Linked DNA regions of Homo sapiens: all the other regions are linked to region 3. Evidence: chromatin loops called from intact Hi-C (ENCODE). Cell type or tissue: Calu3. All regions are shown on one strand. Region 1 overlaps HSD17B12 (hydroxysteroid 17-beta dehydrogenase 12). Region 2 has its middle 11 kb from the start of ACCSL. Region 3 has its middle 55 kb from the start of MIR670. Region 4 overlaps HSD17B12 (hydroxysteroid 17-beta dehydrogenase 12). Region 5 holds the start of MIR670HG (MIR670 host gene).

Region 1 (5,000 bases), 200 kb after region 3:
TTAAATGAATATGTGGTTTTTATCCTTTATTCTGTTGATATGATGTATCGCATTCATTGATTTGTGTATGTTGAACCATCCTTGCATCCTAGGGATAAATCCCACTTGGTCACGGTGGATGATCTTTCTAATGCAAGCTTGTCCAATCTGCGGCCAATGGGCCACATGTGGCCCAGGATGGCTTTGAATTGTGGCCCAACACAAATTTCTGAACTTTCTAAAACATGAGATTTTTTTTGCAATTTTTTTTCTTTTTTTTAAGCTCATCAGCTATTGTTAATGTTAGTGTATTTTATGTGTGGCCCAAGGTAATTCTCTTTCCAGTTTGGCCCAGGGAAGCCAAAAGACTGGACACCTCTGTTCTAATGTATCATTGAATTCTGTCTGCTAGTGTTTTGTAGAGAATTTTTGCATCAGTATTCATCAGAGATATTGGCCTGTAGTTTTCCTTTTTTTGTTGTTGTTGTTTTTTTTGTTTGATGTACCTCTGTCTAGTTTTGGTATCAAAGTAATACTGGCCTCATAGAAAGTGTTTGGAAGTATTCCCTCCTCCTCTAGTTTTCAGAATAGTTTGAGAAGGATTGGTACTAGGTCATTTTTAAATATTTCTAATAGTAGAATGAGAATTAAACTTCTTTTTTTTTGAGACGGAGTCTCGCTCTGTCACCCAGGCTGGAGTGCAGTGGCGGGATCTTGGCTCACTGCAAGCTCCGCCTCCCGGGTTCACGCCATTCTCCTGCCTCAGCCTCCCAAGTAGCTGGGACTACAGGCGCCCGCCACTACGCCCGGCTAATTTTTTGTATTTTTAGTAGAGACGGGGTTTCACCGTTTTAGCCGGGATGGTCTCGATCTCCCGACCTCGTGATCCGCCCGCCTCGGCCTCCCAAAGTGCTGGGATTACAGGTGTGAGCCACCGCGCCCGGCCAAACTTCTTTAAATATTCTAATAGTAGAATTCAGTAGTGAACCCATCCAATCCTGGGCTTTTCTTTAGTGGGAGACTTTTTATTACAGCTTCTGTGTCATTTCTTGTTATTGGTCTGTTTAGGTTTTGGATTTTTTTCTGGTTCTATCTTGGTAGGTTGTATGTGTCTAGGAATTTGTCCATTTCTTCTAGATCTTCCAATTTATTGGCATATAGTTACTCATAGTAGCCACTTATGATTCTTAGAATTTCTGCAGTATCATTTGTAATGTTTCCTTTATCATTTTTTATTTGTATCTTTCTTTTTTTTCTTAATTAGTCTGGCTAAAGGTTTATTAGTTTTAACTTTAAAAAAAGAACAACTTTTTGTTTCATTGATCTTTTGTATTTTTTTTCCATTTCCATTTCATTTATTTCTGCTCTGATCCTTATTTTTTATTTTCTTCTGCTAATTTTGGGTTTGGTTTGCTCTTGCTTTTCTAGTTCTTTAAGATGCATTGTTAGATAGTTTATTTGAAGTTTTTCCTCATTTTTGATGTTGGCACAAAGTCCTTGGGCAAAGAGATGCATTTGGAACGTGCTCCCCAGTGGTATGGTCAGAGGAGATATGGGCAAGGCACCACTAGCTTAGCTGTAATTCCCATCACAATATTTGCATTAGATTTCATTTTCTTTAAGCAAAGCAACAAAGTAAGCCTGACGAAAAGGTAGAAAAGGACTTAATTCCAGGAGATAATTTTAAAAATATAGTAGATTAGAGGCATAAGTTGATGTAGTTGATGTATACTTTCTTTGTGAGTAAAGTTTCTGCAACCTCTCAGGGTAGTTGATGGATTAGCCTGTTTTAGGTATTTTCAGTAAATAAAAATGACTGCTGACTAAATACTGAACGAACCTTGTAGGTTTGTGTTTGTGATAAAGTATGAATTAATCTCTTGTTTATAGTTTAATTCTCATCTACTGAATGGGAGATGATTTCCACATGGTCTCCTCAGTACAGGGTGACTGCAACACTTGGGGAAGATGTGGCAGATACAGTTGGTTGCTTGTTGACAGAATCCCACATTTGTATAGGTACTGTGTAATCATATGCTTCAGGAAAAGTTGACCAATCTTGATTAGCTTAAGCTTATTTTGATTTCTTTCCTCTTGCTAGTGGTTGGTTTAGGAGCATGCATATCGCAGTTCTGGACAATGAGATATGAGAGGAGATTTGCTGGAGGGAGAGATTCTGAGAAGGCTTTCCGAGCCTTAAGAAGAGGTAGAAGAAAGGGTGTTATTATGTGAGGATGGGATGGATACCTGTGGCCACCTTGAAGACCAGACAGAATAAACTGGGGAAAGAACCAACACACTGAGGATCACAGAGAAGAAAGATGGAAAGCTTCTGGGATCTTGATGCTATCCCTGACCCACTCAGTTTGCCCACTCTGGAAGTACCTGAATGTTTCCTGTTACTTTGAGATAAAAATTCCATTTTTTAAGGATATTTCTGTCAGTTTCAGCTGAAAGCGTCCTAAGCTACAGATTCAGTAGAAAAGGAGGGAAATTTTCTTGTTTCAAATGAAATTTTATAATTGATTTAAATAAAGTCCAATGGGTTTTGGGTGAACTTAATTTATTGCTATTCATTTGAATACAGACATGGATGAAAGGAAAAGACTTTTGTATGGGATATGGTTGCAAGTCTTACTGAATAAATAAAGTCTCATTCCTGATTATGCTGGTTATTGAGTTCTTGTCCATATCAGGTAGTTAAATTATTTTAGTGCCCAGGTTTATACTTTATAAAACCAAAGAGTAGAGGTATGTGGGAATTGTCTTATTACCATTATTCTTTGAGAACTATTAACAAATGATTCAGGAATATTGGATTTTCAATTAACTTGAAGTAAGTTTCTTGGGATGATCTGCTTTTAGTTACTCTAAATATTTTTAGCAAGTACCTGGTAATCTGGGAGACTGTGGCCCAAAGTAGTTCAACTGAATTTGAAAAGGATCAGGACTGGCTATGAAGTGAGGCTGAGTGGGTACATCTATATGTGGATACGTTACTGTCCTTTGTGCATATTTCTTTCTAATTACGTTCCAAATCCAATAAGAAGTCAATTGTATTCATCATCCTGGGGGTATCATCTTAACTCTGCCATTTTTCCATATTAATGTATTAAGTATAAAGGTTGTGAAATCCATTTCAGATGCTCCTGGTTTGGGAAGTATAAGGTTACAGATTCAATGGCATTTAAATTTCTTTTTTTCCTCTCTCCTCTTTTTTTTTTTTTTTTTTTTTTTTTGAGATAGGGTCTTGCTCTGTCACCCAGGCTGGAATGCAGTGACATGCTCACTGCAGTCTTCACCTCCCCGGCTCAAATAATCCTTCCCACCTCAGCCTCTCTAGTAGCTGGAACTGCAGGTGTATGCCATCTTTCCCGGTTAATTTTTGTATTTTTTGTAGAGACAGGGTTTCACTATATTGCCTAGGCTGGTAGATTTCTTTATTTTTAAAATAGAAATGGTGGGGAAATGTACCATCCGGGTCACTGAAAAGCTGGAGCAAAGATGTATGGAACTCAGGGACATGGACTCTACTTTGCATCCCTGGTGGGGTGGGGGTGTGTCCTTACTGATGTAGACTTTAAGAACCATGAGAGCCTGATGTGTGTGTATAAATATGGCTTTAAAAAAGAAGACAGAGATTGTTTATCTTTAATAGCAGTAATATAAGGCCGAAGTCTAAAAGGACTCTAGGATAATAAGAAATGAATCCTCAGGCTGGCATGATGGCTCATGCCTCTAATCTCAGCACTTTGGGAGGCCGAGGTGGGCAGATCACTTGAGGTCAGGAGTTCGAGACCAGCCTGGCCAAGATAGTGAAACCCCGTCTCTATTAAAAATACAAAAATTAGCCGTCATGAGGATGCATGCTTTTAATCCCAGCTACTTTGGAGGCTGAGGTAGAAGCATTGCTTGAACCTGGAAGGTGGAGGCTGCAGTGAGCCAAGATCACATCACTGCACTCTAGCCTGGGCAACAGAGTGAGACTCTGTATCAAAACAGAAAAAAGACCTCAGTCTGTGAAGACTTTGGTCATACACTATTGCTTGGGGTTTAAGGGAAGCTGCCTTTTTGGTTGGGGGTATCCTTTCTGATAAAAGAGATTCAGTAACTTAGTCAAGCTTTGCTCTGTGAATGAAGGGGTGTGTGTGTGTGTGTGTGTGTGTGTGTGTGTTGTGGGGGGTGGGTGTGCATTCTTTTCCTGCCTTCTGGTTTTATAGGAGAAATACTCATTGGGTCTTGGAAAGACGACACTTCCTGTGTTTAAGGTACAGTATTATGCTGACTAGTAAAATAATCTTAATTCTTTGATAATGGGCCAAAGGCAAGTACAAGATGAATAGGAAAGCTATTATTACAGGTTTTAATTTTGAAAATTTTATGCCTCTTTTTCTATTTTTTGTTATATTTTTATATTACTGTCATTTCTGCCCCTTATTTGGTACTGATGCCTCATATCAGGGATATGACATATACCATAGATATATCATCAAGAGTAAGATATAACATCAGAGAAGTTATATCGTCTATTCTTAGGTTCTCTCCACACCCCATAGTTATTCTTTTATTTAACTGATTCAATAAATTAATTGATCACCACTGGTATGTCAGACGCTTTGCAATGCCTAGGGGTGTAGCAGTGAACAAAATGGGCAAAGTCTTTGCTCTCATGGAGCCTGCATTTTAATGAGGAAAGATGGACAATAAGCAGACATTTGGTAAGTTTGGTGGTGAAACGTACTAAGAAGAAAAATAAAGTAGATGATAGAATAATAGAGGAGGATAGAGAGGAAGTTTGTATCCCTGCTTCTTTGCATAGGATGATGGTTAGGGAAGATTTTCTCGATACGTTGACATTTAGACTGAGACCTGAATGGAATTTCTTTACTCCACTCCAACCATACTGGCCTCTTTGCCATTCCTTGTGTATTTACAGCACAAACTTTGTACTAATTTATCCCTTTGCCTAGAATACTCTTCTGAGAGATAGTCACAATTTAAATAAGTAGGGAAAAGGATTG
Region 2 (5,000 bases), 530 kb after region 3:
TGCTCATAGTAAAAGCTAAAGTGGCTATCCAGGTTTATGAAATCTTGCAGATCCATTCCTCAACTACAGCAAATACACTCTCTTATCCCAGGGCCTTTGCACTTGGCATTCCCTCTGCCTGGAACATTCTTCCTTCCCCCAGAGATCCATGTAGGTTCCTCCTTTGCTTCCTGTGGGTCTTTGCCCAACTATCCTACCTAAATAGCACCCCCTCTTGCTCTCAATATCCTACCCAACTTGAGTTTTCTTCACAGCACTTACCCAATTACATTATACTTATTTATATATGTTGCTCATTTTCTGTCACCTGCTTTAGGTAAATTGCAAGAGGGTTGTGTCTGTCTCGTTGCCGTCTCTCTTCCCAGCACCTAGAGCAGTGTCTAGCATGTCAGTTGCTCAATAAATACTTGTTGAGTGAATGAATAATGCTAATTCCTTCCTCTCTGTTGTCCAACAGGACACAGATGTCATTTTCAACTGTGGTTAAAAATTCCCTGGAAAGCAGAGAGCTGGTTTTTGGATCTGTTTTCCCATGTAAACAGTAAACAAGTAAACAAAAAGCAGCTACTTGGCATCTACGGTATGCTCAGCCACCATGGGCTTAAGGGAGAAAGAAGCAGAGTAAAGCATTAGTTCCTCTCTTCAAGATCTTCACAGTCTGGGTCTGAGTGCTAAGGCCAGAGAATATCTGGGAGGCATTAGAACCATAAAGAATAGCTGAAGGGGCAGGGCACGGTGGCTCAGGCCTGTAATCTCAGCGCTTTGGGAGGGCGAGGCAGGCGGATCACTTGAGGCCAGGAGTTTGAGACTAGCCTGGCCAACATGGTGAAACCTTGTCTCTACTAAAAATACAAAAATTAGCCAGGCATGGTGCTGCATGCCTGTAGTCCTAGCTACTGAAGTGGCTGAGGCAGGAGAATTGCTTGAACCTGGAAGGTAGAGGTTGCAGTGAGCCGAGATCACGCCATTGCACTCCAGCCTGAGCCATAGAGTGAGACTCTGTGTAAAAAAAAAAAAAAAAAAAAAAAAGAAAGAAAGAAAAGAATAGTTGAAGTTCCGAGGGGGCTGGAGCAGTCAGGGAACTTTTCTGGAGAAGGGGAGAACTTCAGTGCCCTTTGAAAAACAGTCCCTGCAATGTAAGTGGTTTGAGCCAGACTGTTCCCCAGGGGGCAACCAGGTAGCAACCAACTGGGTAACTGGCCTTCGGCCCCCGCTGGAGGAAAGTGGGCAAGAGCCATTAGGACCCCGACATGGTGACCTTCCTCCTCCCCAGGATCCCCATTCCAGGTCACCTCATACAACCTAGAGACCAGGCCAGACCTAAAGGAATTGTTAGGGTCCTGTCACTGTGGCCCAGGAATCTGTGAAGAGAATACTCTGGGCCTGGATTCAGACAGGTCTGCAGTCAGGCCCAAGCAAGTAGCATGAACTTGGACAAGATTGAGGAACCTCGCTGGGCCTCAGTTTTGTTACCTATAAAATGGGGCCAAGGACACGTTCCTCATTGAATTGTTGGGAGGCCCGTTATATGGAACCCAGGGCCCAGTATTACAGATTCCCAGGTTCTATGCCAGGTGCTGTGGTGCACACCTGCAATCCCAGCACTTTAGGAGGCCAAGGTAGGTGGATCACTTGAGGCCAGGAGTTTGAGACCAGCCTGGCCAACATGGCAAAACCCTGTCTCTACAAAAAATACAAAAATTACCCATGTGTGGTGGTGCACACATGTAATCCCAGCTACTTGGGAGGCTGAGGCAGGAGCATCGCTTGAACCCTGGGGGCAAAGGATGCAGTGAGTCAAGATCGCCCCACTGCACTCCAGCCTGGGTGACAGAGCAAGACACCAGCTCAAAAAAAAAAAAAAAAAAAGATTCCCAGGTTCTGGCATGGACGGGCCAGGGTCTTGCCAGGTAGGTTCCTCTACCTCTCTCTGGACCACAGTTTCCTTGATGGGTTGGGGACCTTTTGCAGTCTCTTCCCACTGGCTGCACCTCTGTGCCTTCCAGGCTGCTGTCTCCAAAGTGAGTTTGTATGAGGCCAGTGACCACTTAGAAGCCCAGAGAACTGAAGTCAAGGGAGAAAAGGTTATGCAATCTGGAGGGATGGGGAGAGCTGAGGGCAGCTGGGTCAGTGTCCCTGGAAGAGGAATTCTCCTCCTTTCCCCATCTCCCACTGCCTACCTCCACCTTTCCCCAACCTTGGAACCTACAGGCCTTCTAAATTAGGCCATGCCAGATGTTGTACTTGGAATTTGTTTGCTTTTGGAGCAGAGATGCCAAAGGGGTGGTAGCAGGAACAGTCGTATTTGCCAATTCTGGATTCTAATCCTATCACTAGATTCTGGTTGTGACAGTGACCAAGGTACCCAACCTCTCTGAGCCCTGAGTCCTGTCTGTAAAACAGAAATACTAAGAGATCCCAAGAGCCACCAGCGGTTGCAGTGGGTCAGAAAAGAGATGCAATTGCCTGCTCCCAGCCTTTCTGAGGTCACGCACGCGCGGATGGCGCACTGGCTGCTCCTTGTCTGGCCTCTTCTATACTCCTCTCACCCGCTGCTTCTCTGAGTCTGCAGTGCTGGCTGGCCTGAGTTTTCTGCACTAGGCAAGAAAATAAGGGTTTAGCGACCCCTCTTGGCAAATCCGTGTTACAGCTGCTGTAGTCAGGGTGCCCGCAGCAGAGAGGCTCCCAGGCTGTGGAAGGTGAAGTTTTTCCACTGGGTAAATCTTCACTCTACTGTCAACATTCACAAGGTGCCTGCAACTGATTGATTTCTTCATTCTTGTCTTCAGTCATTGAAAGATTAGTTAGAAATGAATATTCAACAAATATTAACTAAAAACTCCCTGTGTGCCTTGGAACTATGGTAGAACGTGAATAGTGTACAGACCAGAAGGGGGCCCAGACCTTAGAAAATTGCATTATGGTATTCATCCATCCATGCATCCATCCATCCATCCATCCATCCATCCATCCATCCACTTGGTCATTCATTTATTCATTCACAGACATTATTGAGCTCTTCCATGGGCCAACCACCCTTCTTTGCGTTTGAGAAATATCAGTAAACAAAGCAATTGAAGACCTCTGCCCTCATGGAGTTTACCTTCTAGAGAAGGGGACTGAAAATAAACGATGCATGTAATAAATGAGTACATTATATAGTATGCTTGAAGGGGAAAAGTGCTATAAAAATGAAAGGTGGGATGGAGGAGGGGGAACTGCAGTGTGGTGAGCATGAGGAGCGGGTTGTAGAATTAAATAGGTGGTCATAGCAGGACTCTGGGAGAAGGTGAGCTTTGAGCAAAGCCTTGAAGGAGATGAGGGAGTGAGCCAAGCAGGTATCTGAGGACAGAGTAGCCCAGACGCTGGATTCATGTTAGAGCCAAGACTCTAAAGCACTGCCTACCTGTTGTGTTTTATACAGAGGGCATGAACAAAGTATGTGGGAACATAGGCATGGGTCCCTTTATCTGCCTGAGGAGTTAAGGAGGAAGGCTCCTTGGAGGAGGTGATAAAAGAGCTTAGACTTGAAGTATAAGCAGGAATGCGCAGAGTGGGCAAGCCTCTGACAGGGCTTTCCAGTGGAGAGGCAGCATGTGCAAAGGCCCGGGGGAACAAGAAATCCTGGTGTGCTGGGAGAGTTAAGGAGGCTCAATGATTTGGGTTGTTAGAGGGTAGAGTTAGAGGGTAGAGTGAGGGGGAGAGGAATGCAAAGGATGAGAGTAGGGAGCTAGATGTGACTGATTATTCCAAAGCTCTATTTGCCACACTGAAGAGCTTGCAAATGATGGCTACAGGGCTGAAATCAACGGGCAAAATGACTTTGCTTGGCTGGCCTTACTTTTTAAAAAATTTTGAATGCCTATTGGAGGAATAGGCAGGCTTCCATTAGCCTATGTCCTCCCCAACCTCTCCCTTTTCCTTAAGTCAGCATTGTACTTGTGTCGCCACTGTGTCCCTGAAGGTATTTGAATTTGCAGTCTCTGTAAGGTGAAGGGGAACTGTCAAAGGATCTTGAGCACAGGAAATAGGGGATCAGACTTTTCCATTGGAAAGTTTATTCTGGGGCTCCTTCAAGTCAGGGGATTTATTTCTTCATTTTGATGCTCCCAGGGTCTAAGACAATACTTGGTATCTAATAGGTGCCCGGTGGATTGTTTTTAGTTTTGTTTTTAATGAATGGGGAATGAATAAACAAATGACAGAGGAGATGGGCTCCCAGTGCAGGACAGGATGGGGGATATGTGAGGTCCTGCCCTCTGGGGTAAGGTGCCTGCCCACAGCTAATGCTTCCTTTAGGTGTGGAATCTACTATGGCACTGTCTTTCCAAGAGTCTTCCAGAATCACCTGTCATGCTTGTTTTAAAAAGCAGATTCCTACCACTCAGCCATAAAAAAGGAATGAATTAATGGCAATCACAGCAACCTGAATGGGATTGGAGACTGTTATTCTAAGTGAAGTAACTCAGGAATGGAAAACCAAACATTGTATGTTCTCACTAATAAGTGGGAGCTAAGCTATGAGGATGCAAAAGCATAAAAATGACACAATTGATTTTGGGGACTCGGGGGGAAAGGATGGGAAGGGGGTGAGAGATAAAAGACTATAAATTGAGTTCAGTGTATACTGCTTGGGTGATGGGTGCACCAAAGTCTCACAAATCATCATTAAAGAACTTACTCATGTAACCAAACACAGCCTGTTTCCCAAAAACCTATGGAAATAAAAAATAAATAAAATGCACATTCCTGGGTTCAGTTATACACCTACTGAATTGGAATCCTACTGATGTGGAGCCCAGGCACCTGTGTGTTAAACAAGCTCTCATTAAAGTTTGCAAAGAGGCACAAGGCAGAGTATTCTGGGGCTACAGGCTGCCTTGGCCTTGCTTCTGTGTAGACCCCTAGAGAAAGCAGCACAGCAGCTAGCTGCCCAGGGCAAGCCTGGCAAGCCCACAGCACATAGTCATGGGCGGTTCCACCTGCCCTATCACTTTAGC
Region 3 (5,000 bases):
TGAACCTGGGAGATGGAGGTTGCAGTGAGCTGAGATCACGCCACTGCACTCCAGCCTGGGTGACAGAGCGAGACTGTCTCAAAAAAAAAAGAAAAAATCCCAGAGTAACTATTGATTGACTCCTGTTAAAACATAAGTCAGGTCGTGTCATTCCTCTGCTTAAAACTATTGGCTTGCAATAACATATAAAACCCTATTCCACAATGTGGCTCACCTCTCTAGCTTCATCTCTTTTAATGTCCCTCTTGCTCACTCCTCCAGCCACACTGACCTCCTGGCTGTGTTTTGAAACTTCCAGTCATGCTTATGCCTCAGGTCATCTTCATTTGCCATTCCCTTAGCTTGAAATACTCTTTCCCCAGATAGCCACTTTGCTCACCTTCTCTGTGAGGTTTCCCTAATCATGATATTTTAAATTGTGACATCCTCCTCCACAATTTCCTAATCCCCTTTTATGCTTTACTTCTCTTTGTAGCTCTTATCATTATCAAGTCTGCTGTGTATGTTACTTATATATTGTCTGTCACCCCCAACTTGAACATAAGCTTTAAGAATGCAAGATTTGGACCTATTTTGTACCCTGATATATCTCTAGCCCCAGGTACATAGTAGGTATCCAGAAAAAACTGCTGAATGAATGAATGACTGAATCCATACATAAGTAGTGCTGAACTTCCTCATATATTTTATATTTTTTGTCCTTATTCAGCAGCAGTTAATGCTTGAAGTATTTTCACACATTATGTGGGGTCAAGGACATTTCCCTACAGAGAAGTTTCTGAGGTTGTCTTTGCTGCATCCCCTACAAAGTCGAACTTTTTTTTTTTTTTTTTTGAGACAGAGTCTCACTCTGTCATCCAGGCTAGAGTGCAGTGGCACAGCTCACTGCAACCTCCGCCTCCCGGGTACAAGCGACTCGCCTGCCTCAGCCTCCCAAGTAGAGTAACTGGGACTACAGGCACGTGCCACCATGCCTGGCTAATATTTTTGTTTTGTTTCATTTTGTTTTGTAGTGACAGGGTTTTACCATGTTGCCCAGGCTGGTCTCGAACTCCTGACCTCAGGTGATCCGCCTGCCTCAGCCTCCCAAAGTGCTGGGATTACAGACGTGAGACACTACACCCGGCCAAACATGTTTTTATGTTAGTTTCTCAGCTTGGGGTTTCTACATGGCATGGAGAGCACGAATTAGGACTCAATTTTCCCACAGGTGGGAGGCTCGGGGTCCTAATAAAGCCCCGGTTGGAAAGGGGCTTTCTGGTCTGTGACTTGCCTTTGATGCCTGGCCACACCTAAAGCCTAGTTCCATCTCTCAGTTGTCCATGAGGCTTAATTCCTGTCCCTCCATGGGGCCTAAGACTACAACTCCTCAGTCCCGCAGTTACTCCCAGGCCCTGTGGGCTGTGCACCATCAGTTCCCATCCCATTGCTGGGACCTGGTAATGTCTCTTTCTTGATTTCGAGTTAGTTCTATATTTCTTGAATAGTGTGTCCTGCCCTTGTGTGTTTCGGACTTGGAGGTAGGGAACTCCAATGTGTGCTCCACGTGCTATGGTGAATGGAAGTTTGGAGGGGCCATAACCTTTTCTCCTGTGTGAGAAGCATTGCTACTGAGAGACATGAATTATATCCATCAGGAGGGTTAAAATAGAAAAACGTGTTCAGACGCACTGGCTTAAGAGCAGACCTGTGTTCTGTCTGAAGTTCACCTTCTCTAGAGTTAGGCCATGCCCTCCAACCCCAAAATTTCTGTAGATGCCTATTGCAGAAAGCCTAGCATCTCTGAAAATGTCTAGCTCCTTTGGGTAAGTGCCTTTTATTATTTAAAAATGGGCCCTGTATTAGTGAGAGTTCTCCAGAGAAGCAGAACCAATAGGGGGCGTGTGTGTGTGTGTGTCATTATAATACATATATGTCTATATAAACATAAATGATTTATTGTAAGGAATTGGCTCATACAATTATGGAAGTTTAGAAGTCCCATGATCTGCTGTCTGCAAGCTGGAGACCCGGAAAAAATGGTGGTGTCTTTCGAAGGCCTGAGAGCCAGGGAGCTGATAGTAGAGATTAAACTCCAAGTCTGGGCTGGGTGTGGCGGTTAACACCTGTAATCCCAGCACTTTGGGAGGCCAAGGCAGGCGAATCACACGGTCACGAGTTTGAGACCACCCTGACCAACATGGTGAAACTCCATCTCTACTAAAAATACAAAAATTAGCCCGGCATGATGGTGGGCGCCTGTAATCCCAGCTACTCAGGAGGCTGAGGCAGGAGAATTGCTTGAACCCAGGAGTCGGAGGTTGCAGAGAGCCGAGATTGCACCATTGCACTCCAGCCTGGACGACAGAGCGAGACTCCATCTAAAAAATAAAATAAATAAAATTTAAAAAAAAGTCCAAGTCTGAAAGCCTGAGAATCAGGAATGCAGAGGGCAGAGGAAGATCAGTGTTCCAGCTCAAGCCATCAGCTAAAGAGAACCTTCCTCCTCCTTTCTGTTCTCTGCAGGCCCTCGGTGGATTAGATGATGCCCACTCTCATGAGAAGGGCCACTTGCTCTACACAGTGCACTGACTCAAAGCTAATATCCCCCAGAAACACACTCACAGGCACACCCAGAAATAATGTCAAACCAGATATCTGGGCACCTCATGTCCCAGTCAAGTTGACACATCAAATTAACCATCAGAGACACAAACCCCTGTTGAAATGAAGGCCTTTACCACAAGCTAACTTTATACAAATGGCTACCGGGAGCCCGGGGGTTCCCCACTAAGCCCTCTCCAAGAGTTTTGAGAAGTGTCCCAAGTTGTGCTCCCTACTCATCCTCTGTAAAGCCGGATGCTGTAGAGAGGGGTTTCCATGGAGCAAGGGCAGTGAGGATGAGGGGCTCGACTGCTGCCAGGCACCAGCCATCTCTAGCTCAGGGACAAGGGATCAATATACCTTCTGCACATTGCTTTCCAAATCCTGCAGGTGGCAGCTGGACACAAGGCTGAGGCTCTGAGGCCCAAACTCAGCCACTAAGGGGAGGACCCTGTAGCATGCCAGGTGATGTGTTTTTGGGCACCGTGATGCCCAGTGTCAGGGGAGCTCACAATTGCTGTAGTTGCAAAGGACAGAGAAGCGAAAGGAGAGGTGGACGGAGCCTCTAGGCCTGCCCTGTCCAGTACAGTAACCATATCTGCCACTAACCATGTCTGCCTATGGACATTTACACTTAAATTCATTAACATTGACTAAAATGTAAAATTCACTTCCTCACTTGCACTCACCACATTTCAAGCACTCGGCAGCCACAGCGGCTCCTGCATTGGTCAGTGCAGATATGAAACATTTCCATCATCAGAAAGTCCCATGGGATAGCATGACCCTGAACCGTGAGCTCCACTACCCAGACTCATCCCTGGAGCTTGCCCATCCAGGAGGCCCCAAAGCAGACCTCTCCATGCTGCCGTTTTGAGAACTAATTACTGCTCCCTGAGCCTTCTCCTTCCAACCTCAGGGCTTTGGAATGTGCTATCAGCTCAGCCTAAGACGCCCTTTCCTTCAGATCTGCTTAAACAGGGAGAGCCATGCCAGAGTCAGCGGTACCAGCCCACATCCCTTGGCATCCACTTCTATGAGCCCAAGACTGCAGACCACACAGACAGGGACTGAGGGCTTGGTTCTGATTGTGGGAATGGCCTTTGCACGGGTGGGCAGTACTGGAGAGCTGGTGCCCCCAGAAGCACCCCTTAGTCACCAACAGATGGGTGTTGGTGGTGTTAAAGCAAAAACTTTGGCCAAATTACATTTAAAGGAGTTTAATGGAGCAATGAACGATTTGTGAATCAGGCAGGCCCCAGAATCACAGCAGATTCAGAGAGACTCCAGGGGTGCCTCATGGTCAGAAGAAATTTATAGACAAAAAAGGGAGGCGATGTACACAACTCAGAAGTGAGGTACAGAAACAGGTGGATCGGTTATGGCATTTGCCTTATCTGAACACAGTTTGAACATTCGGCAGTCCATGAGTGGTTGAAGTATGGCTGCTGGGATTGGCCAAGACTCAGCTATTGTTACAGATGCATACTCCTAAGTTAGGGTTTCAATCTTGTCGGCCTATTAAGCTATGCTACAGTTCATCCACAAGGACTCAGAAATAGAAGTAAGGAGTCCTTCTCAGGCCATAGTCAGTTTGCTTTAACAGTGGATAGGTACCCCTTTGAGGAAGATCACTCTGAGGTGTGTTCTGTATCTTCTCCCAGAGCTTCCCCCACCCCACCAACCTGAGATTGAGCTTCTGTTGGTCCCCGGGGGCAACTGGCCTGATAGGACATCTTTCACCGGCTTTCTCCACTTCCCCGACTGGTGTCTCTTCAGGTCACCTCCCAAATAAATGACCTGCACTTCAATTCTTAGTCTTCTTCTGGGGTAACTTGAGCTAAGACAAGGGCCTGCTGTGTGCCAGACACAGTGGTAAGCATAATTTAAAAAGAGGTTTAAAAAGAACTAATGGGCCAGGCGCGGTGGCTCACCCCTGTAATCCCAGCGCTTTGGGAGGCCAAGGCAGGAGGATCACAAGGTCAGGAGTTCAAGACCAGCTTGGCCAATATGGTGAAACCCCGTCTCTACTAAAAATACAAAAATTAGCCGGGCTTGGTGGCACGCACCTGTAATCCCAGCTACTTGGGAGGCTGAGGCAGGAGAATTGCTTGAACCCAGTAGGCGGAAGTTGCAGTGAGCTGAGATAGCACCAATGAACTCCAGCATGGGCGACAGAACAAGACTCTGTAAAAAAAAAAATGAACTAATGGACTCAGTTCTTCCTTCATGCCTCATGAGTTTGCAGTGAAATGCACAAGGCAGGCAGGAAAAGATGCAATCCAGAGCCTGTGGGGTAACCGGCTCTGCCCCAGGAAAGACCCCAGCACAACCTAGGAAGGGGAGAGGGTTAAGAACAGTTTCTAGGGCTGGGTGCAGTGGTTCACACCTGTAATCCCAGCACTTTGGGAACCCAA
Region 4 (5,000 bases), 350 kb after region 3:
CATCTCTTTGTTCAGATCTTTGGTTATAAGTCACCACATCAAAGGGGCCTTTCTTGAGAACTCACCTGCAGGCTCAGCCTCTATCAGCTCTTTTACCCAGGTATTTTTTTCATCTTGCTTTTTTATCATTGCCTGCCAATACTGTACACCTTTGTTTTAATTATTATTTGTTTGTGGTCTATATCCTCCTACTGAAATGTAAGCTCTGTAAGATTAGGGACTCTGTTTTTATTCACAATGAATTTTATTCATTAAGTTCCCATGCCTAAAACATTGTTCTAGTAGGTGCTCAGGAAATAGTTTAGTGTTAAGTGAATGCCTTTTGTGAGATTACACTGTTTTTCTTTTTGTTCCTTGAATGTTAACATACAAATTCCACATCTTTGGAGGTAGGTTATTTACAAGATTATCAGCCAACATTTATCAAGGATCTTTGTGTAGAGCACAATACTTTGAACTCCTTCATTTTGGATTTAGATGCTAAGATTTATATGTATTGTTATTGCAGGGCCTTTTTTCATTGCTATATAACCAGGGATCTCTGCACCAGCAGAACAACTCCTTTTTCCTAAAATTTCTAGAAAGTCTAAGGGTTTCTGCCAAGTAGATAATCAAGGGCCTTTATATGGAAAAGCTAATTTCGTGGTCTGCAAGTAAAGTAATACGCACTCCAAAACTATAATATAGGTGTATAATTATTTAAGTTTTTGTATACCAGATCCTGAAATCGTAGATGAATACACAGATTTCAGGAAATGGAGTTTTCCTAATATTCTTCATAGGAGCCCCAGCTTCTGCCTTAAGAGTGTGTGCTGGCTACACGGTTGAATTTAATGCTCGGTAAAGGCAGATGTGACACCATGTATGAAATCTCATACTGTGCAAATACACTAGACCCTAGTGTATTCTGGGTCTTCATTTTCCCAGGTCATTGTCATCTGATGTTCTGGTCATTTTTCAGTTGAAAAGCATGTTTAGTACACAGATGATGACACCTGAAAGATGCCCTACCATGTTAAGTTCCAAGGTTCAATCCCTGATTCTTGAATATCTGCCATGCAGTTTCAGGCATCTTTCTTTCCACTACTCCATGGCCATAAGCCTTCCTCTTCTGAATCAAGCCCCCTGAATTGTACTGTGCAGTCCAGTTATCTAAGCAAGCTGCTCCAGTGGGTGAGAAAAAAGATACCAAGTTGTCGGGCCTGGTGCGGTGGTTCATGCCTGTAATCCCAGCACTTGGGAGGCTGAGGCAGGCGGATCACCTGAGGTCGGGAGTTCGAGACCAGCCTGGCCAACATGGAGAAACTCCATCTCTACTAAAAATACAAAATTAGCCGGGCGTGGTGGCAGGCGCCTGTAATCGCAGCTACTCAGGAGGCTGAGGCAGGGGAATTGCTTGAACCAGGGAGGTGGAGGTTGCAGTGAGCCGAGATGGCGCCACTGCACTCCAGGCTGGGTGACAGAGCGAGGCTCCATCTCAAGATACCAAGTTGTCTCCAGTGATTTTATTTTTTTTATTTTTATTGTTTTAAAATAGGCTGAGCAAGGAAGCACCAACAGCTTTGCTTTATGGCCTAATTAATTATTTGCCATGTGGGAATGCTAAATTTGAAGACCAGGATACTTGCCCACATCTGCAGCTCTCAAGGTCAGGTTGTTTCTGAGCTGGCAATATTTGTAATGGGAACTTGTTGAAATTGAGCAACTTGAAAAATCTGTTCTGCCCACAATTTCCTATAAAAGTATGAGTATCTTCTTGACCTGTTTCCCATAATGTTTTCCTGAGTAAGCAGGAGAAATCAACTAATTATCCCTTGTTGGGTTTTTATTTAACAGTTGAAGGGTGTACCTAGATGGCTTTTTGATATCTAAGATATTTCTTTACTTTCATATAACTTGGAATATTTATTTTTAAATCATTGGCAAGTAGCTATAAGTATGCCTGTTTAGATAGGTGCTCTTATATATGCTTCAGAATTTCTAAAATTTTGGCTTAAACATTCATATTATCAACTTCTTGGTGTAATTAATTTTCTGGATCATAGCAGTGGAAAGAGACCCCAGTACTCTTCTTCGGTGCTGTCCATAATGAAGTGTCTTTCACCAATTCATTCAATAGATATTAATTGTACCCCTGCTATGTACCAAGTACTGTTCTAAAACATTAAAATATATGAATATGACCAAGCCTTCATGGAGCTTGTGTTCTAGAAATGGATACTGCCCAGTGATTGGATTCAGTTTTCTGTACCGTTTTGCCTCCCTCCTGCCACTCTTCACACATTTCCAACATTTGAACCATCCTGAGCTATGCAGTTCCCTGAAAAACATCATGCTCTTCTGTGGCTCCTTTTCTTGGCTCCTGCTGTTCCCTTATTTGTTTACAATTAGGGAAATTCTTGCACTTCATTTAAGACTTAGCTCAAACGCTGTTTCGTCTTTGAACCCTCCACTAGGCCATGTTAACTGCCTTGATTTTAAACCATCGTGGAAATAAATATACTTTCTAGAAAAGAATTTACATTTCTTAGCTGGAAAAACATAACCCAACTTGGAATTCCTGAGTATGCATCTCTTGTCCCCACCCCTTGATCTGGGGGTTCTCTAGACTAGCTCTATGGTTTAGCTGCATGAAGAGTTAACTTGTGGCACCACCAAGTGGTTCAGTCAGGCAGTGCAACTTAATTCTCCTACAAGATCAAAGTAGTCCAATTTATACCATGTTACATACGAAGGGAGGGAAGAAGATGGCAAAAAGGATGGACGAAAGGAACAAAAAATTATAACGCAGTTGAGAGGTATAATGATTAGACCATCTCTACCTCTAGAAGCTCAAAATCTTACAATACCTTTACCAGGCTTGTGATCTATATTTGGGTTTTTTTTTTTAATCTTCACTATTTTGTGACCTTTAAACCTAATGCATAGAAATGAGAAATGGTTTGCTTATGTTCCTTCATTATGTGAGATCAGAGTATTTACATATACTCTTTCTTTCCTTACTGCTCAACTTTACTCTGGGAAATAACCTTTTCTTTACTGACCCATTGTGAGAGCCTCACTGAACTCTGCATTTCCTACTCAGTCTGAGTCGGAGATCTCACCCTAGTGTGTGCTCTCATAGACTATATCCTTGTGGCAAAATGGTCCTTAAAAGATGTGACAAAAAATTTTTTTTTCTAAGTGAGGGATAAATATATAGTGATAATCCCAATAAACAAATTCTCAGAAATCAAAAGTTACCTAATCAAAGTTGGCTCAAATATTGAAGTACTTCATACTTAGTATGAGTCTGTGGCTGCAGCAACAAGGAAAGAGGAAGATAGAGAGTGACAGCACTCCATCTGGGGTTCTTGGTTCTAATGAAGAGGCTGAGGTTTCATCTAACCTGTCAAGGAGAGTGGGTTGCATTCCTTGACTTAGACTTCGGAGTGGGAAAAATGCAAAGCACACACGTACATAAAAACCCAGAGACGGCCGGGCGCGGTGGCTCACGCCTGTAATCCCAGCACTTTGGAGGCCGAGGTGGGTGCATCACAAGGTCAGGAGATCGAGACCATCCTGGCTAACATGGTGAAACCCTGTCTCTACTAAAAATACAAAAAATTAGCCAGGCGTGGTGGCGGGCGCCTGTAGTCCCAGCTACTGGGGAGGCTGAGGCAGGAGAATGGTGTGAACCCAGGAGGCGGAACTTGTGGTGAGCAGAGATCGCGCCACTGCACTCCAGCTTGGGGACTCTCGCTGAGACTCTGTCTCAAAAAAAAAAAAAAAAAAAAAAAAAAACCAGAGACATGGGACCACTCCTTCTAGGTCTCAGCAGGACGGAAATCCATAGAATGGAACAGATCTCAATTTGATTGAAATTTTAAGATTTTGACCACCATGTGTTAGAACCATTCCTTTTCTTTAATGGAAGTGTCATTGGGCCAAGCGTGGTAGCTCACACCTGTCATCCCGACACTTGGGGAGGCTGAAGTGGGAGGATCACATGAGCCCAGAAGTTTGAGACCAGCCTGGGCAGCATGTTGAAACCTTGTCTCTACAAAAAAAATTTTAAATTAGCTGGGCATGGTGGTGCACACCTGTGGTTCCAACTACTCAGAAGGCTGAGACAGGAGGATCCCTTGAGCCCAAGAGCTCAAGGCTGCAGTGAGCTATGATCGTGCCACCGCACTCCAGCCTAAGCAACAAGCAAAACCCTGCCTCAAAAAAAAAAGAAGAAAAAGAAAAAAAGAAGTATCATTGCAGTGATACTTCACACATGTGAGATAAACAATACATTCACTCTTTGTTGAACTACCATGCCCAGGTTATTTCAAACTACAGAAGGACCTCTTGTATCATGACTCAGGACTTGTTACAATAGGGTTTCCTTATACTCTGTGTTGAATCACATCCAAAATGCAGCAAGCTTAAGCAATAAAGAACCTAACATTATTGAAGTTCCTCTAAAGGTCATGTCCAGATTTGTCACCCTACACCCATCCAGTCAGGTGTCTTTTAGTTACCCAAACAGTTTCCATATTGTTAGACTGTGTTTCTTCTAAAAAAGAAAAAAAGGGAGGTGGTTCTATCTTATCAATAAAATTGTTTATAAAACTCAGAAGTAGAATGGTGAGAAACTAGGGAAGAAAAGTAGTAACGCAAGTCTGAGAAATAAGATGTCTATTTTAGAAGGATCAAAGCTGATAGAACAAGCTTAATTAGCCATAAATTATGGAGAAAGTTGGCATTATCCCATTAGAAGAATAAAGTATCAAAGATCTCCTACTTGGTGGTTCTGTCTCAATGTTGAGTTTACTAAGTGTGAAAAGTATCCTATCCTGAATCTGTGCTCTCTGGATTATTTAATGCTTTCCTTTTTAAAGGTTCAAAAAGGTAGATTTCTGCTTATTTTTAATACTTTCTCTGGTCTCAAACTCTGTTTTATTGAGAGATTGATTTGTTACAATTTGTTTTATGGTATCATGTGTTCTATCAAGTTGGCTTTAGATAGCCAC
Region 5 (5,000 bases), 63 kb after region 3:
GAGTCTTTCTTCTTCTTTTTTTTTTTTTTTTTTTGAGACAGATTCTCACTCTGTCACCAAGGCTGGAGTACAGTGGCACTGTGTCGGCTGGCTGCAACCTCCGTCTCCTGGGTTCAAGCAATTCTCCTGCCTCAGCCTCCCAAGTAGCTGGGATTACAGGTGCCCACCACCAAGCCTGGCTAGTTTTTATATTTTTAGTAGAGATGGGGTTTCACCATGTTGGCCAGGTTGGTCTTGAACTCCTGACCTCAAGTGATCCACCTGCGTTGGCCTCCCAAAGTGCTGGGATTACAGGCGTGAGCCACCATGCCCAGCGAGTCTTTCTTCTTATAGTCAGTGGTCCTCAGGCCCTTCGAGGAAGTGGCGCCTTCACGTTTTCTCCTCCATGTAATCAGAAGTCCACCTTCTCACTGGACAGCTTCCCTCCACTGACCTCAGGAAGTGGAGGATGAATAGGAGCAGCCAAGCTAATTAGAGGATTGAAGGCAGGGTCTTTGTCATCTATAATTAAGGAGAGGTGCATCCTGTGATGTGAGCTATACAGCCTCTGCCTCCCCTAGCTGGTCCAAACCCCAGTGAGTCAACACTGACCCTTAACCAGAGGTAGGTGAACAGAGCCTAGCATAGTTACAATAAGGGTAGATGGAGTTATGGCTTATAGCTACTGAGAAAAATCCATTACTTACCCTCAGATTATTCTTAATGGCAGCTCCTGAAAACTGTCTTTTCCTTTAAGGTACAGGACCTAAAGAATTCTACTCTTAAATTAGCTGTCCCAGCTGTCAGTCTTATAGCTCATTCCCAAATCATGAGGTCCAATGCATTTTCCAAATATGTAATGACTCCCTTTTGTTCTGCGTGGCTTCGCAAGGTATCTGAGAGATCATCTTAGAAAATGAAAAAGAGGTAAAATGCTTCATCCTAGAAGTAATTTTTTCCTCCTCAGACAGTTTGCACTTGCCCTGTGGAAATGAGACAATGAATGAGAAGGAACACCAGATGCTTCTTCCATCGGTCCTGATTGGGACTTAACAAGGTGTGCCCCACTGCTCAGTTTCCCCTGACCCTTTGAAACTTCTCTCAATGTTGGATGGAACTCCACTTCTGTCTGTTCTGGAGAACCCAGCCAGGGCCCAAAGAGGGGATGCTCTGTATTTCCGAATACCAGTTTCTACACTTAACAGCTATGTTTGACTTTGGACAAATTATTTAACCTCTCTAAGCCTCAGTTTTTCAACTTGAATGTAGAAATTGTAATAGGGACTGTTTCATTGAGTTGTCATTAGCATTGAGTGGGATGATGTATACATACCTCTTTGCACAGTACCTGAGGTTAATAAATATGGGGCTCATTAAATATTAGCTATTGTTACTCTTGATATCTTGCCAGCAGAAAAGGGGTGAGGAGCTCTCATCAAATATTTTTAACCTTCCTGAATGGCAAGTCTTTGTCTTATTCTGGGTTCCTTCTGAACTGTGTATCATCCTGTAAGTAGGTGAACACAGAGCCTCTTGGGTACCTAACAAGAAGCCAGGCCACTGCTAATCAAAATCAGGCAGTGAGCAATTGTTAATTGTAAGAAAGACCAGGAAGATTTCCCGTCATCTCTTGGGGCTCCTACTATTGCACTGATTAACTGTGACCCAGAACTTTTTTTTTTTTTTAGATGGATTCTTGCTCTGTCACCCAGGCTGGAGTGCAGTGGCGCAATCTTGGCTCACTGCAACCTCCTCCTCCCGGGTTCAAGCAATTCTCCTACCTCAGCCTCCCAAGTAGCTGTGACTACAGGCGCACACCGCCACGCCCGGCTAATTTTTGTATTTTTATTAGAGACGGGGTTTCACCATATTGGCCAGGCTGGTCTCGAACTCCTGACCTCATGATCCACCTGCCTTGGCCTCCCAAAGTGCTGGGATTGCAGGCGTGAGCCACCACGCCCAGCCCCCAGAACATTTAAAAATAATAATAATAAGATCTGTGCCCCGATAGGTTAGCCGACTAGTTAACCTGAGGAATTTCAGCAGGGAAAGGACTGCAGAAAAACTTGGTTCAGAGCTTCAGTAGACTCTGTCTTGCTCCCTTTATAACAGTCATATTAGGTCTTTTGTGTGAGAAGGATTCCGTGTCCATCACTTAGTTTATCAGAGAATGTGTTTTTAAAGGCTCCTGAGAGCAGGCAAGAACAATTTCCCTCATCCTGTTGCTGTTAAGTGGGATATACAACCATCCTGATGCAAATCTTTTTTGGGAGAGGAAGGTTATCCGGGCTCCATGACTCTTCTATAAAAAGTTTATAATAAGGTCCTTTAATGGCTGTCACTCTAGATATTTGTGGGAAGAGAATGACTGGAAAGCTAGAACACATTCAAAATCCAAGGGCCAGAAAAATTTTAAGCTCCAGCCTCAGCCTCCGATCTCCTGGGACCAGCCCCATAAGAACCATCCATTCTAGCCCAACTTGCAAATGGAGCCCAAGAGTTGAACCTCGGCATGGGACTCAAGATGTCTCTAAAGTTCAAAAACACCTGGATTACCTGAAAGCAGAACCGGGTCCAGGTCCTGTGCTGAGGTCTCCAGTTTTCTCTAAGTAAAATATTTCTAGTGGAGAAAAAGCCTGTGGCCTCTGGGCAGAGATTTGTTCTATAGAGAAATGAAGGAAATGTGCAAGAGAGAACAGTTTTACTCTGGAGCTCCCTCTACTGGCTCTTTGATAGAAATCCATCGCAGTTATTCCGCCCTGCCTTGTGGGTATCAAGTTAAAGCATCCGAGCATCCTGGCACCTTGAAGCAAGGAGAAAAGGTGTCCTGAGGTGCCAAGGAAGATGAAACTGCAGATACTGGTTTCTTCTGCCTCTTTTACAATTTCATCTAATGTTTTGGGGGTGCCAAGATAGTGCTAAGCATTTTGTGTGCATTATTTCATTTAATACTCACCATAAACCAGCATTTTACAAATGAGGCAGCTGAGACCTGAAGGGATTAAATAAGTTCCTGGCATCACCATAGACTAATAGACCCCCTTAGTGACCCTCATAATTCTTATGATTCTCCTGAGTGACAACTCAAGAGAAGCAAGAGTCAACGGACAATGTGAGGTTGGAAGTGGCACTTGATCTCATCACCTAATATAAAGAGGCTCTGAGATTGCGCCATAAACTTCCTAGGTCCTATAGAATCTCAGCCCTGTTTGTTTTTTTATTCTTTTAATTTTATTTATTTATTTATTTATTTAAGACGAACTCTCACTCTGTTGCCCGGGACGGAGTGTGCAGTGGTGTGATCTTGGCTCACTGCAACCTCCACCTCCTGGTTTCAAGCAATCTTCCCACCTCAGCCTCCCGAGTAGCTAGAATTACAGGCATGCACCATCACACCTCGTTAATTTTTTCTGTATTTTTAGTAGAGAAAGGGTTTCACCATGTTGGCCAGGCTGGTCTTGATCTTCTGACCTCAAGTGATCCACCCGCCTCAGCCTCCCAAAGTGCTAGGATTACAGGCGTGAGCCACTGCACCCAGCCTCCTGTTTGTTTGTTTTTTTTTTAATTCAGCCCTCGAGGCAATTAATTACATGGCAAGGCTTTGTCCAATCTGCACTCTCACTGTGATGCCCAAGTTGAAGAAAGCAGGGAACTACCACAGTGACTAAGAAGAGTTTCCATGACAGAAGTGAGGCCTTTTAAAATTTGTGGAACATGTTCACGCCTACTTTTAAAATAAAATTCCATGAGATAGGTAGGGCAGATAGTGCCCACACATTTTATAGGTTGGGAACTTAAGATACTGAGTGCCTGTTTCCAGGTTTTGTTTAGGGGCAAATGGCAGAATCAAGACCAGAACTGTCACTCTCAGCTTAAGTTCTGACTTTTTGGTTGGTGTTGGTTGGAACTCAGAGTCTAGCATGGGTTTTTTAATTACATAAAATAAAGACTGTGAAGCTACCTTCTTGTTTTACATCCAGATCCTTTCCTGAGTCTCTCTGTTTTGGGCTAGTTCATAATTGAGCTTCCTTGATATTGAGTCATTTGGGAATTGGGAATGACATAAGCCACTCATCTTATTACTGTTGGTCTCTCACCAGTCCACATTTTAGAGATATCTAGGTCCCTGAGAGAATCCCAAATATTATTTCAGTTCTCCTGTAGCTCATGAAGCCATAAATATTTCACCTCACCCAGGAGAATCAAAGCATTTTCACATTGGTTCTTACTGGGGAGTTGAGATATGGGTAAGTAATAGGAGTCCCATTCCTGCTTTGGCTGGGGTTCGGGTCTCCAATTTCACTGCCAGTGTGTCTCTAAATCTACACAGTGGGACAGTGGCTACAGCAGACATCACTCAGCTCCCCACTCCTGACTTGAGACCTTCCACTAGTTGCCCCTTCCCCTAAAAACAGAGTGATGTCATAATGGTATCAGAATGGCACTTGCTGATAACAACACAGAAATAACAAGGGCAGACTTTCTGCAGTGTCTCCTGAGCAATTGGTTGTCATTGTCCTAAACAGAGCAGCTAGGTTAAAAAGATTTATCCATAATGTAACCTCCTGGCCCTCAGCTATGGGTGGAAGCAGCACTTTCTGGTTTGACCTCCTAATACCACAAACTCCACTTTGCCAGAAAAGTGACTTCTTGATGAATAGTCTGTTCAGATAGGCCAATTTGGAGTATATTCATATTTGGCCACCTGCTGGTAAGACTGATCATCCCCTTGCCCAGCTGTAGCTTTGAGCATCTGCCCCCATGTTGCCCCCATCCCCAGTAAAGCCAAAATGGTCCCATCGAAGGAGGGGAGGGGAGAGCCTGGAAATGAACACTCCCAGGGAATTGTGAGTGATGGAATGTGGATTGCTGACACCATGTCCCTTTCCTCTTGCTTGTTGTAGGAGCGTCAATGACCAAGAGGAGACCAGATGAGTTTTCAAAGCAGTCCTCAAACACCCAGGACACACCTCATCCTTTACCTCGTGCTTTCTGCAATGTTGCTGTTCATGTTCATCTTC

What was found. A loop is a pair of places that touch in the nucleus more often than their neighbours do. Peaks named below come from ENCODE experiments on the same cell type or tissue, not always from the same donor. Only the 100,000 strongest peaks of a DNase experiment are listed, where the experiment ranks them.
Region 1: a loop joins it to region 3, with 2.5 times the contacts of the local background. A loop is called at or near these places in 5 of 110 quality-filtered maps.
Region 2: it touches region 3 in a loop (8-fold over the local background); 5 of 110 quality-filtered maps call a loop at or near these places.
Region 4: it touches region 3 in a loop (11-fold over the local background); 24 of 110 quality-filtered maps call a loop at or near these places.
Region 5: it touches region 3 in a loop (12-fold over the local background); 26 of 110 quality-filtered maps call a loop at or near these places.

Annotation. Positions count from the first base shown.
Region 1 is chr11:43,702,569-43,707,568 of GRCh38, forward strand. All of the region lies in intron 1 of HSD17B12 (hydroxysteroid 17-beta dehydrogenase 12), which reads left to right. Among named protein-coding and RNA genes, the nearest start is that of HSD17B12, 24 kb to the left of the region's middle. In Calu3, no CTCF peak of the experiment used is centred here; no DNase peak of the experiment used is centred here.
Region 2 is chr11:44,034,932-44,039,931 of GRCh38, forward strand. It overlaps a transcript of ACCSL not described here. Among named protein-coding and RNA genes, the nearest start is that of ACCSL, 11 kb to the right of the region's middle. In Calu3, a CTCF peak has its summit at 2,632 (motif pointing left); a DNase peak (open chromatin) is centred at 2,620.
Region 3 is chr11:43,501,752-43,506,751 of GRCh38, forward strand. No RefSeq gene overlaps it. Among named protein-coding and RNA genes, the nearest start is that of MIR670, 55 kb to the right of the region's middle. In Calu3, no CTCF peak of the experiment used is centred here; a DNase peak (open chromatin) is centred at 2,980.
Region 4 is chr11:43,849,582-43,854,581 of GRCh38, forward strand. The region is part of intron 9 of HSD17B12 (hydroxysteroid 17-beta dehydrogenase 12); the gene reads left to right. Among named protein-coding and RNA genes, the nearest start is that of ALKBH3, 29 kb to the right of the region's middle. In Calu3, a CTCF peak has its summit at 2,669 (motif pointing left); a DNase peak (open chromatin) is centred at 2,640.
Region 5 is chr11:43,564,884-43,569,883 of GRCh38, forward strand. It overlaps LOC124902807 (potassium/sodium hyperpolarization-activated cyclic nucleotide-gated channel 4-like), which reads right to left. Exons shown (of 3, transcript XM_047428006.1): 3 at 687-962. The coding sequence ends at 807. MIR670HG (MIR670 host gene) reads left to right here and starts at 4,423. Exons shown (of 2, transcript NR_131246.1): 1 at 4,423-4,690; 2 at 4,884-5,000. It also overlaps a transcript of HSD17B12 not described here. In Calu3, a CTCF peak has its summit at 2,703 (motif pointing left); no DNase peak of the experiment used is centred here.